Linked DNA regions of Mus musculus: region 1 is linked to region 2. A link is a contact called in ENCODE Hi-C or POLR2A ChIA-PET data. All regions are on one chromosome and are shown on one strand. Each heading gives the region's core, a stretch centred on a gene start or an enhancer-like site at or near the end of the contact. The rest is flanking DNA. Distances are from core to core; before and after follow the strand shown.

Region 1 (4,755 bases), core at 380-2,879, 1.2 Mb after region 2:
CCAGCCGGTGCAAATGCACCACCTGGAAATTGCCCACGTAGACAGCCCAGTGCGGGTATTGAGCCTGCGATACAAACTCCACCAGGTCACCCGGACTGCACTTGTTGAGCAAGTTCTCCGGTGTGTAGGTGCTCAGAGCCGCCGATCCTGGCGCGAAGCTTTTCTGATAGATGCACTCATCACGATAAAACACCGAGCATTCCACCTCGTGCTGCCGCGGGTCGTAGGGCTGCGGCGGGGGCAGGGGAGGCCGATCCCCGGAGTCGGACAAAGCTCCGCCATCAAGCCCCTGGGGCGGTGGCTGAGGTTCCACATCCTCGTCGTCATTGGAGAAAATATAAGAGACTCCGATGCGGGGCCCATCGTCTCGATCCACGCCGGTCGGGTCGGCCGTGGGAACTTCCTTATAACTTAGGTGGGTCAGTTTTTCCACCTGGTTGCCCATTACGCTGTGGACTCTCGTTCACAAGACTTCAAGAGGAGAAAGCGAAACCACCGTCAGAGTCATTGGCACTGGTGCCCGGGCAGGGGCTAAAGCCACCTGTTGGAAGAGAAGACGAGGGAGATGTTTGTAGGTGCCACTCCAGAAAAAGACGTTTGTTTCTTGAAAAAGAACCGGTAGGGGCCCGAGCACCTGGAGCCATTTTAGGAGAAGTCTGGGGGACGTGCTTCCTCGCGTTTCTACACCACTAAGGTCACGATCACTGGAGACATGGCCACTCCAGCTTTCCCCTTCCTCCAGCTATCACCTGGACCCAGCCAAAGCCATTGCATCAGCAGCTCCGACAGCTTCCGCCCGCGCCCTACCTGCCAACCCTGGGCAGGAGTGGGGGAGGGAAGGAAATAGAAACTTTATTCCAATTTCCTTCTCTTTCCTAACTTCCCCTCCCACTCCGGATCCTAACTAGCCCTTTGACGTCCTTCAATGTCTGCACCCCCAAGAACCTGCTAGGCTACCTTGGCGTGGAGGTGGCAGGTGAGCCTCCGGACTAGACTCACCTGCCGCAAGTCACTGCGGCTCGTCGGCCCCTCCCCCGCGCGCCTGCCCTGGGGTTCAGATTACCTGCGCGGACTCTCTCCCCGAGAGGTAGAAGCCCTAGGGGACCGGGAGGGGCACCCTGCCGCACCCGAGACTTCTAGGGCGAGTTCGCAGGTGTGGGCTCCGCAGTGCCTCCTCTCCCAGCGCAGACCAAGGCGAAGCTGGGCTTCGGGGAAGGACGCATTTCTCCCTCGCCGCCCCCCGCGGTTGTGTAGAGCCCCAAGACTTGAAGATGGGGGGCAATGCCTGTTCACGATCGTTGCTGCACGACCCCTCACGCAGATTTCCAGGAAGGTGGGGCACGAGGAGGGAAGCCGAAGGAGCTAGCTGGGTTTCCCGGGGGCCGCAGCTCCCGCTCGGGCTAGGCGAGCAACAAGCGCCGGAGCGGGAGGGACGGGATTGTAGATCCGGCTCGGGGCTCCCGGGCGGGAGTGCAGCCCGTGGCATTTAAAGAGACAGACGTGGCTCTGAGAGCTCCGGTCTTTCCTGTACCCAGCTTAGTCCCTCGGAGCCCCGCCCCCGCCCCGCCCACTAGGGCTGCTCCGCCCTTCCAGGACCGTGCCCCCTCCGTAGCGGGTTTAAATCGGGCTGGTAAATAGTGTACCTCCCACGGGAGCAGGCTTCCTCTACCGCCCTGAGCCCCCTTGCCTTTCTGTTATGCTGAGTTGGGGTTCTGAGAAGTTGGAAGCAAGACGCCACCTGCCAGTATAGAAATGCAAGTGGTGAAATGTTGGTCTTTCTTCCTCTTCTCCTTCCATTTCTTCTTAGATGGAGTATCTAAAGAAAGAGAGACAGACTTTTCTTATCAGAACGTTTTTATAACCTAAAGTAGTCTGTGCTGCAACAGTTCAAGAAACACATCAGCTAAAACCTGTTTCCAGAGCAAGTAATAATTTTGGATAGTAAATAATAATAATAATAATAATTCAGAAAGAGGAAGCAGTATAATACAGGACTTAGTTGACTAGCTCCTCAAATCCCTAATGACTGTTAGGTGTCCCTCCAAGTAAACTCAACATTAACTTCACAGCCTTCTTTGTTTTAGATTTCTTTTCTAGTTGTGAGAGAAAGCATGCAGAAATGGGATGGGGGTGTAGAGTTGCTTAATTGTCCTTAAATTAAAAACAAATTAGCAGAGACTCCTGGTGAATATATTTCCTTCCTCCTGAGGGAAGTGACAGCCTTGTTGGTTATTAACCTCCTCAAGAGGACACTTTCTTCCCTGCTGGGGTCATTTCTCTACCCCAGACCTAAACTACTAAAGTGATTTTTGTTGCTGCTGCTACTACTGCTCCTCCTCCTCCTTCCCCTTCCCCTTCCTCTCCCCTCCTACCCCTCCTCTCCCCCTCCCCCTCCTCTTCCTTCTTCTTTCCTCCTCCTTCTCCTCTCCCCTCCTTCTTCTAAATAGTGGGTCAGAACAGAAATAGACAATCTTAGGAAGCACCCTAGCCAGTTAACAGTGCAATTCAAGACCTGCACCTTGTTTTCCATCGACTGAATTTTTCCAAGTAACATTATTTATTCATTCTGTGCATACCAACCAGTGGAAACAGGAATATACTAACACTACTATGATCCTTTTTAGTTTGAAAGCAGAAACAAAAATCAATCTACTTATGTACCTTTAAGCCAAAACAATCAATATTGTCAAGGCTCTGATGGAAGTTAGTCCTTCAGCAAGCCTAAGATCACAGTATAAGCTACACCAAACGAGAGGTCGGTGTGTATCCTAAAGGTTTAATTTCAATATGTTCTGATTGGCTGGAGATATATGAGGTTAGGAGAGTGGTTCCTGGACATTTGAGTAACGTGCTCCAGGAGCCATCACTCCTACCATGTGAGCACAGAGATGAGTGTTACACATAGAATTTGGCTGTTGAGTGGTGAGACCTTCTGCCAGACACTGTGGGCCAGTTTGCCCCTGTATGACACTGGATGGGCTGGGAAGAGGTGGAGTCTGTGGGAAGGGAACAGTTGTACAGTAGGCTGCTGCTTACACCCTGAGTTCAAGTCCTAAAGGCTGAGAAAGCAGTACTTCTTTGACTCTCTCTTATTATCTCAGCAGTTGCTCAGTTATTCAATTGGCCAATGATAAAGTCCCAGAGGGAGCAGACATCACATCATCTTATCTAGTACTCACTCAGTTAATAAGTGTTTAGTAGATGCTGGAGGGGAAGTTTTCCATAGACCAAAAATCACTCACACACACACACACACACACACACACACACACACACACACAGAGAGAGAGAGAGAGAGAGAGAGAGAGAGAGAGAGAGAGAGAGAAATGACTTCCTGGTTTTATGAAGCAATCAGCAAGTAAGCATGTGATACCTTTGATAGCCATTGTCTGGTGCAGATTTTTTTTTTAATTAATGAATGTCAAGGGCTCAACCTCCGTCTGGCCACATGGAGCACTGGGTCAGAGGTTATACAATGTCTCTAAAAAGGCTTTGTTCATCTCAAATAATTAGTGAATGAAAGTTGAGCTTACCAGTTTTAGTAGAAAAAAATCTAAGACTATAAACCCAATAGTCCCATTACCTAGGATGGTAAGCATTGAAGGGCTGGAGCTGGTGGCTCTGGCTCTGAGGCTGCTCTGAGTGACAGCTTTTCAAAGGTGTGCTCTACAATTGCTTCCCCTCCTGTCCTGTCATCTCACTTAAGGAGGTCCCCCTCCTGGCCCTAGGAGTCTCTCTGCTAACCCCCTTTCCATCCAACAGACATGTATTTCACACCTTATCACTTGATTATGTATAATGTAGCTCATGACTATATGCTATTTCCCACTGTTTTCTAATTCATATATTGACTATTTATGTATTTCTTCTTTGTGGTGCAGAGGACAGAACCTGGGCTGTTGTACATGATAGGTAAGCTTTCTATTGTTTTCTCCCTTTCACATGTTTTGAGATACTGTCACACTAAGTTGTCCAGGCTGGCACTGAATTCTTTGTAGCTAGACTTTCAATCCTCCTGCTGCTACTTCCCAAGGACTGTCCCCAGGTCAACTGCTAATTCAAATATTTAATATTCTTTCTTTTATTTCTATTTTTAATTGATTTTGTTATTATTTTTAACTTATTAATTTTAAGAGAACTTCATTCAAAATCTGTTCCTAGAAGACATATTAGACATGTGCCCATCATAGCATGCATTCATTCTACAAGTTAGCATCATAGCATGCGTTCATTCTATGAGCCCAGCATATACCTTGCTAGATACTCCTGTCCTCCAAGAGCTCAGTTACAGTTGAGGACACAGACTAATAGAGTCTTTAGCACTCGCTGGCATGTTCTATAAGAACAGGAAATAGAAGAGACTGAGGTAAAATGAATCTCAAAACCCGTGGATTGGGCAATGGATAACAAACGGCTTACCATTGGGATTTCATACTGTTGGGTTAACAATATTCTAAATTTGAGAGTTACTACCATTGAGTGGCCTCTCAGATCCATAGCTTTAAGAAGGCCATGTCTTCTTCCAAACTGGGAAGACAGAAAAGCACATATCTGTTTTACTTCCAGGCCTATGCATTTATTTTATTATTTTTTTAACCTCTTGATTTTTTTTTCACAACATTTAATGAATATTGAAGTGACACTTTTTTTTCCCTCTCATTGTGTCTCAGTTACTGTGGCCTTCACGACTTGACTGGAGGAGACATGAGATAAATAAGCAGAAGAACAAATAAAAGTGCCTGAGATCAGGACTGT
Region 2 (4,619 bases), core at 1,355-3,854:
GGCTTCCGTTGCCTCCAGCTGAGAGCTTGGAACTGGGAATGCAGAGGGGGTACAGGTCCCTGCAAGAGGACAGGGCTTTATCTTTCCACCACCTCCTTGCTCTTTTCAGTCACAGCGGTGCTATTCCTTTGCAGCAATCAGGGAGAAAAATCTAGTCTCAAAGAGAAGCGTGGCTGTCCAGGAAATCATCACACAGAGAGGTTGCTATAGCTGAATGCCCAAGCAGGGAGAAAGATGTCTCCTGGTAACTCTCCTCTGCCTCCCACCTGCTCATGGTCTTCCAGAGCCTCCCACTGGTCATACTGGGCAAAAAAAAAAAAAAAAAAAAAAAAAAAAACCCAACTCAAACCAAACCAAAAACCCCAAAACTCAGTGAGTTTGTGAAGGCCATCCCAGGGAGCTGAGCAGAGGAGGACGGGGCACATGTTTAGCTGAGGTGTCATGGCAACGGTGGTTTGTGGTGATGTATCTCCCAGAAGAGGCTAACAAAGGGGGAGGAGGTACATACAGCATTCAGGTTAAGATAACTCATCACAGTATTGGTTGGGTTCATTGTCCAGTAACAGGCCCAGCGGGCAGCTCAGTACATCCTAAGATTCCTTCAGGAGAGAATCTTATCAGGTAGGACAAAAAACCTCAGGGTCTAGTGCAACTTCCTAAACATACTTAGTCCCGATAACCTGTCAAGATTCAGCTCCCTCTCCTAGCCAAGCTGCTGTTCCGTACACGGATTTCCTCTGGGCAGTTCGCATAACCCTATGGAGGCCTCCCTAACAGTTCCTTTCTTTGCAAGTTGTGGTCTCCTCTGAGTCTACAAGAGTGCCGGAGAAGCTTCCCCTACGGACTATGGACTGCTTCCCGTCGCCTTTGAATCACAGCAAGGAAGCTAAAGGTTTTAGGCTTCCGTTTTTTGTTTTTTTTTAATCAAATGGAGCAAAATGTAACCCTATGAAGTGAGTGTAAAACTAAAGTTCATAACGTATGCAAAATAATCAGAGTAAGGAGCCCGCACGCCCCTGGGCCACAACTGATGCCAATTATCATTACTGTCTCAATTTAAGTCTCCTAATCCCCAGCGCCTAACTAACCCTTGGAGATGCTTAATTAGCGTTTGTTGAATGACTGGAGAATTAATGATGAAAAGGATTTATTCTTGGGTTTGACCTGGTTTTAGAAAATTAATTATTCAGCATAATTGCAAGAAAGGATTTTGATAATAGGCATCTATGCTAAGTGAGGATCCAGAGACTCCAAACTGACCTGGTTTGCGAAAGAAGTGGGGGGGGGGGGGACCAAACAAAACCCAGCAACACAAAATGTGACTGCAAGCTGTTTCCAGGGAGCAAGGTCAGCCAGTTTCAAGAGCACACAACTCAAACTATATGAAAGTATACATGCGACCTTGTCCGCGTGCAGATGGTATCCCTGGCAGTGAATAGAATGACCCGTACCCCAGTATCCAATACTCCTGGCCGCACTGGCGCCCTAGACCCTCGGGCGCGCATTGCAGGCGGGAGGGGACAGGAATCTGGCGCCAGCCACGTGGGCCCCTTCCGCCAGTTCCCCACATCCTTTGTTTCCCACCGGCCGGAGCTCAGGAAGCTCTTTCGGCGAGTCACCGCGAAGGGGCGGCCCAGGAGCTTGGAGAGGCTATTTCCGTGCAATCCGGGCGGGCGGCAGGCGCGGGAGGGGCGTGGAGGTGGAGGCAGAGCAGAAGGCCCAGTGTTTGCTTTTATTTCATCCAACAGAAGGTTCTATTTGTGGAAGCGAACAGACGCTGGGGATTAGAGTTGGGAGGGGGCAGGAAAAGAGGGGAAGAAAAAAAAAGCCACATTCACTACCACGCACAGGTCTTCCCCGGAACTACCGCGTGGGGGTGAATGACTGATAATGGAATTCATCACCTTTCCTCTCGCCCCTTCCTCCGGCTGCAGCCGCGACTCGACGGCGCCCACAGCTCCACCGGGAGCTCCCCAAAGTGCAGAACGGCGGGGAGGGGGGGACCCACTAGGATAAAGGCGTGACCACTGGGTCTCAGCCAGCTGCCGGTGCGCAGCCAGGAGGTGCGCGCGCGGCCGCCGGGAGCTCGGTGCTCCATTGTGTTGTGTGAATGATGCGCGCGCACCAATCAGCGGTCGTTTCGCCCCTGCTGCCCCGCCCCTCCCGCCCACTTCCCCGGGAACCTGACGTCACGGGAGCTTTGCCTCCGCCCCCTCCCTGGGCTACGGGCCCGCGGGCCTGCGGTGGGGCGCGCGCAGCCTGCTGCCCAGCCCAACCCGGGGGGCGTGTGCGCGCGCCCAAGGCGTCCCAGGACGTTCCCACCTGCGCCTCGGCGCGCGCGGTCAGGAGCATCCCCAGGCCTCCAGCCACCCCTTACAGTTCCAGCCTCCAACTCCACCTCCCCTCCCCCCTAGTCTCCTCCCTCCGCTCCGGTGACTGCAAGCCGGGCGACGGGGCCGGAGTCGTCGCAGCCACCTCATTGCACAACCCGGCTTCCCAACTGTTTACACAGCCCGGGCTGTGAGTGTGTGTGTGTATACAGCGTGAGTCACCGGGAGGCGGAGGAGGTGGAGGAAAAGGAGAAGGAGTGCACTGGCCGGGATCAGTGCGGCACACACACTCATAGTCGGTCACTCTCTCTCTCTCTCCTGGAGCGCGTCTCGCTCGCTCACACGCCTGGAGCCCAGGAGCGCGCAGGATTCCGAGCGGCGCGGAAAAGTTGTACCGGCTTTTACGCCAGACTAATTGCTTTGGGAAGTGCGTTTGCTCGGAGAAGCCGAGGAGCCTGTGGAATCCTGTCCTCGAGGCTCAACACCCGGGAACTCGGGCCGTCTCCACGTCCCGGACTATCCACAGCCTCGGCAACAATAGCGGCGGCCACCGCCAACGAGGCGCCCAGACCTGGTGCCTGTGGGGGTCTGGAGACCTTAGCCGGCCTCCCACCCTTGGACGCGTGGCCAACGTGGTTCTGGTGGACAACGCCAGCGTCCTGGAACGGCTCCTCTTGGGGACCGATCCAAGCTCTATCTGCAAACTCCATCCCGCCGACTGGAAGAAGTCACAGCGCAGATCCAGGGATTTACAAAGCCGGGGCCGCTCCGGCCAGGGCCGCGATGCGGGTCGGTCCCGTGCGTTTTGCCCTGAGCGGCGCCTCGCAGCCCCGCGGTCCGGGTCTACTGTTTCCGGCTGCCCGGGGAACCCCGGCCAAACGCCTGCTGGACACGGACGACGCGGGGGCAGTGGCGGCCAAGTGTCCGCGCCTCTCTGAGTGCTCGAGTCCCCCCGACTACCTCAGTCCCCCTGGCTCGCCCTGCAGCCCTCAGCCTCCGCCCTCCACGCAGGGGACCGGCGGCAGCTGTGTGAGCTCACCCGGGCCCAGCCGAATCGCCGACTACCTGCTGCTACCCCTAGCTGAGCGCGAGCATGTGTCCCGGGCACTGTGCATCCACACCGGCCGCGAGCTGCGCTGCAAGGTAAGCATCCTGGGGCGGAGGTTGCGGGTCTGGATCGTCCACAGAAGTGCCTAGGTTCCGGCCCACCGGGATCACAGTCCCGCCAGCGCTTGGGTTTGGCAGAGCAGATAAGGGCGTTTAGTTGGATAAGGAGGGTATTTTGGTCAGCTTCGTGTTTTTGGAGGTTGAGTGCTTTCCTGTGGAGTGTTTTTTGGTGAGGGTTAGGCGGTCTAGAGGAAGTGCAGGGTTCAGTTCTTTTATCTCTGTTCTTTTCTTTGGCGCTCTGTATTGCTAGCGCGTGGCGTTCCATTTAAGTTTGGAATTGCAATGGGTTCCAGGGCCATGCCATTGCCCTGCTCTCATCCCCCTCCTCCCCCTGTCCTGGAAGGACGCCCTGCAGTGTGTGCCTCCTCGGGACTTGGAGCAACTGGCAAGCTCTTTGCGCGAGGCTCGCGGCATGGGTTCTGTATAGACCAAGTCGGGCTTCTTTTTACCTAGGGGTTTCTGGGCTTGAACTCCTGTTGGGACCAGCATACAGCCCACCCCAGGAAGTGTTGGGATGGGGTGGTCTTAAGCGTGGGAAGGCTTCTGGCCAGCATCGGAGTATTGGAAAACTTCCAGAGGCTCGCTTCCACTTGCTTTAGTTTGAGCCGGCGATTTTCATTGCAACATTAACAGGAGTACAACTAGATACAGGATGGCCGGTCTGGGAGAGCGCGTAGCCCAGGACTGCTTCGCAGTGTGCTCTTCGTGAGCCGGACACCCCATCTCTGGGCCATTGAGAGCCCCACTGACTCCTTTCATTCTCCTGCAGTTAAAAGTGGCATCTGGGTTTCCAACAACTCACCTGAAAGCCCCCCTCCGCCCCCCCCCCCCCCCAACGTGAGCGCCCCACCTCTCCGTTTGCTGCTGCCACCTACTGTCCACTCTCGTGAAATCTCTGATGCGTGGTCAAGCACAGAGAGAAACTCTTTCTTCTTGGTGGATGAGAACAGTTTTGGGAGAGAAACGGATGGGGCGGGAGGAGAAGGCAGCAGATATATATTTTTTTCCCAAGTTGGTACTAGAGCAGCCACCTCAGAGGTGGGGTTGGTCTGGGTCATTGTGCAACCCCTTCCAGTTCCTCTGAGCAGATAATAGCCGAATCCAGATGGTGACAGCCCGTGT

Evidence for each region. A loop is a pair of places that touch in the nucleus more often than their neighbours do. ChIA-PET counts read pairs that join two places held with the same protein, here RNA polymerase II (POLR2A).
Region 1: a loop to region 2 is called in a map of v-Abl transformed pro-B cells, with 4 times the contacts of the local background. The contact joins the promoter of Lratd2 here to the promoter of Trib1 in region 2. A Hi-C loop is called at or near these places in 2 of 37 maps with a recorded cell type or tissue (both v-Abl transformed pro-B cells). POLR2A ChIA-PET finds 5 or more read pairs at or near these places in 1 of 5 experiments (Patski).

The regions. Positions count from the first base shown.
Region 1 is chr15:60,823,451-60,828,205 of GRCm38, forward strand. It overlaps Lratd2 (LRAT domain containing 1), which reads right to left and starts at 1,630. Exons shown (of 2, transcript NM_001162926.1): 1 at 1,064-1,630; 2 at 1-541. The coding sequence starts at 445. 9930014A18Rik (RIKEN cDNA 9930014A18 gene) reads left to right here. Exons shown (of 3, transcript NR_030696.1): 1 at 1-1,333; 2 at 3,882-3,912; 3 at 4,671-4,755.
Region 2 is chr15:59,646,050-59,650,668 of GRCm38, forward strand. It overlaps Trib1 (tribbles pseudokinase 1), which reads left to right and starts at 2,605. Exons shown (of 3, transcript NM_144549.4): 1 at 2,605-3,473. The coding sequence starts at 3,114.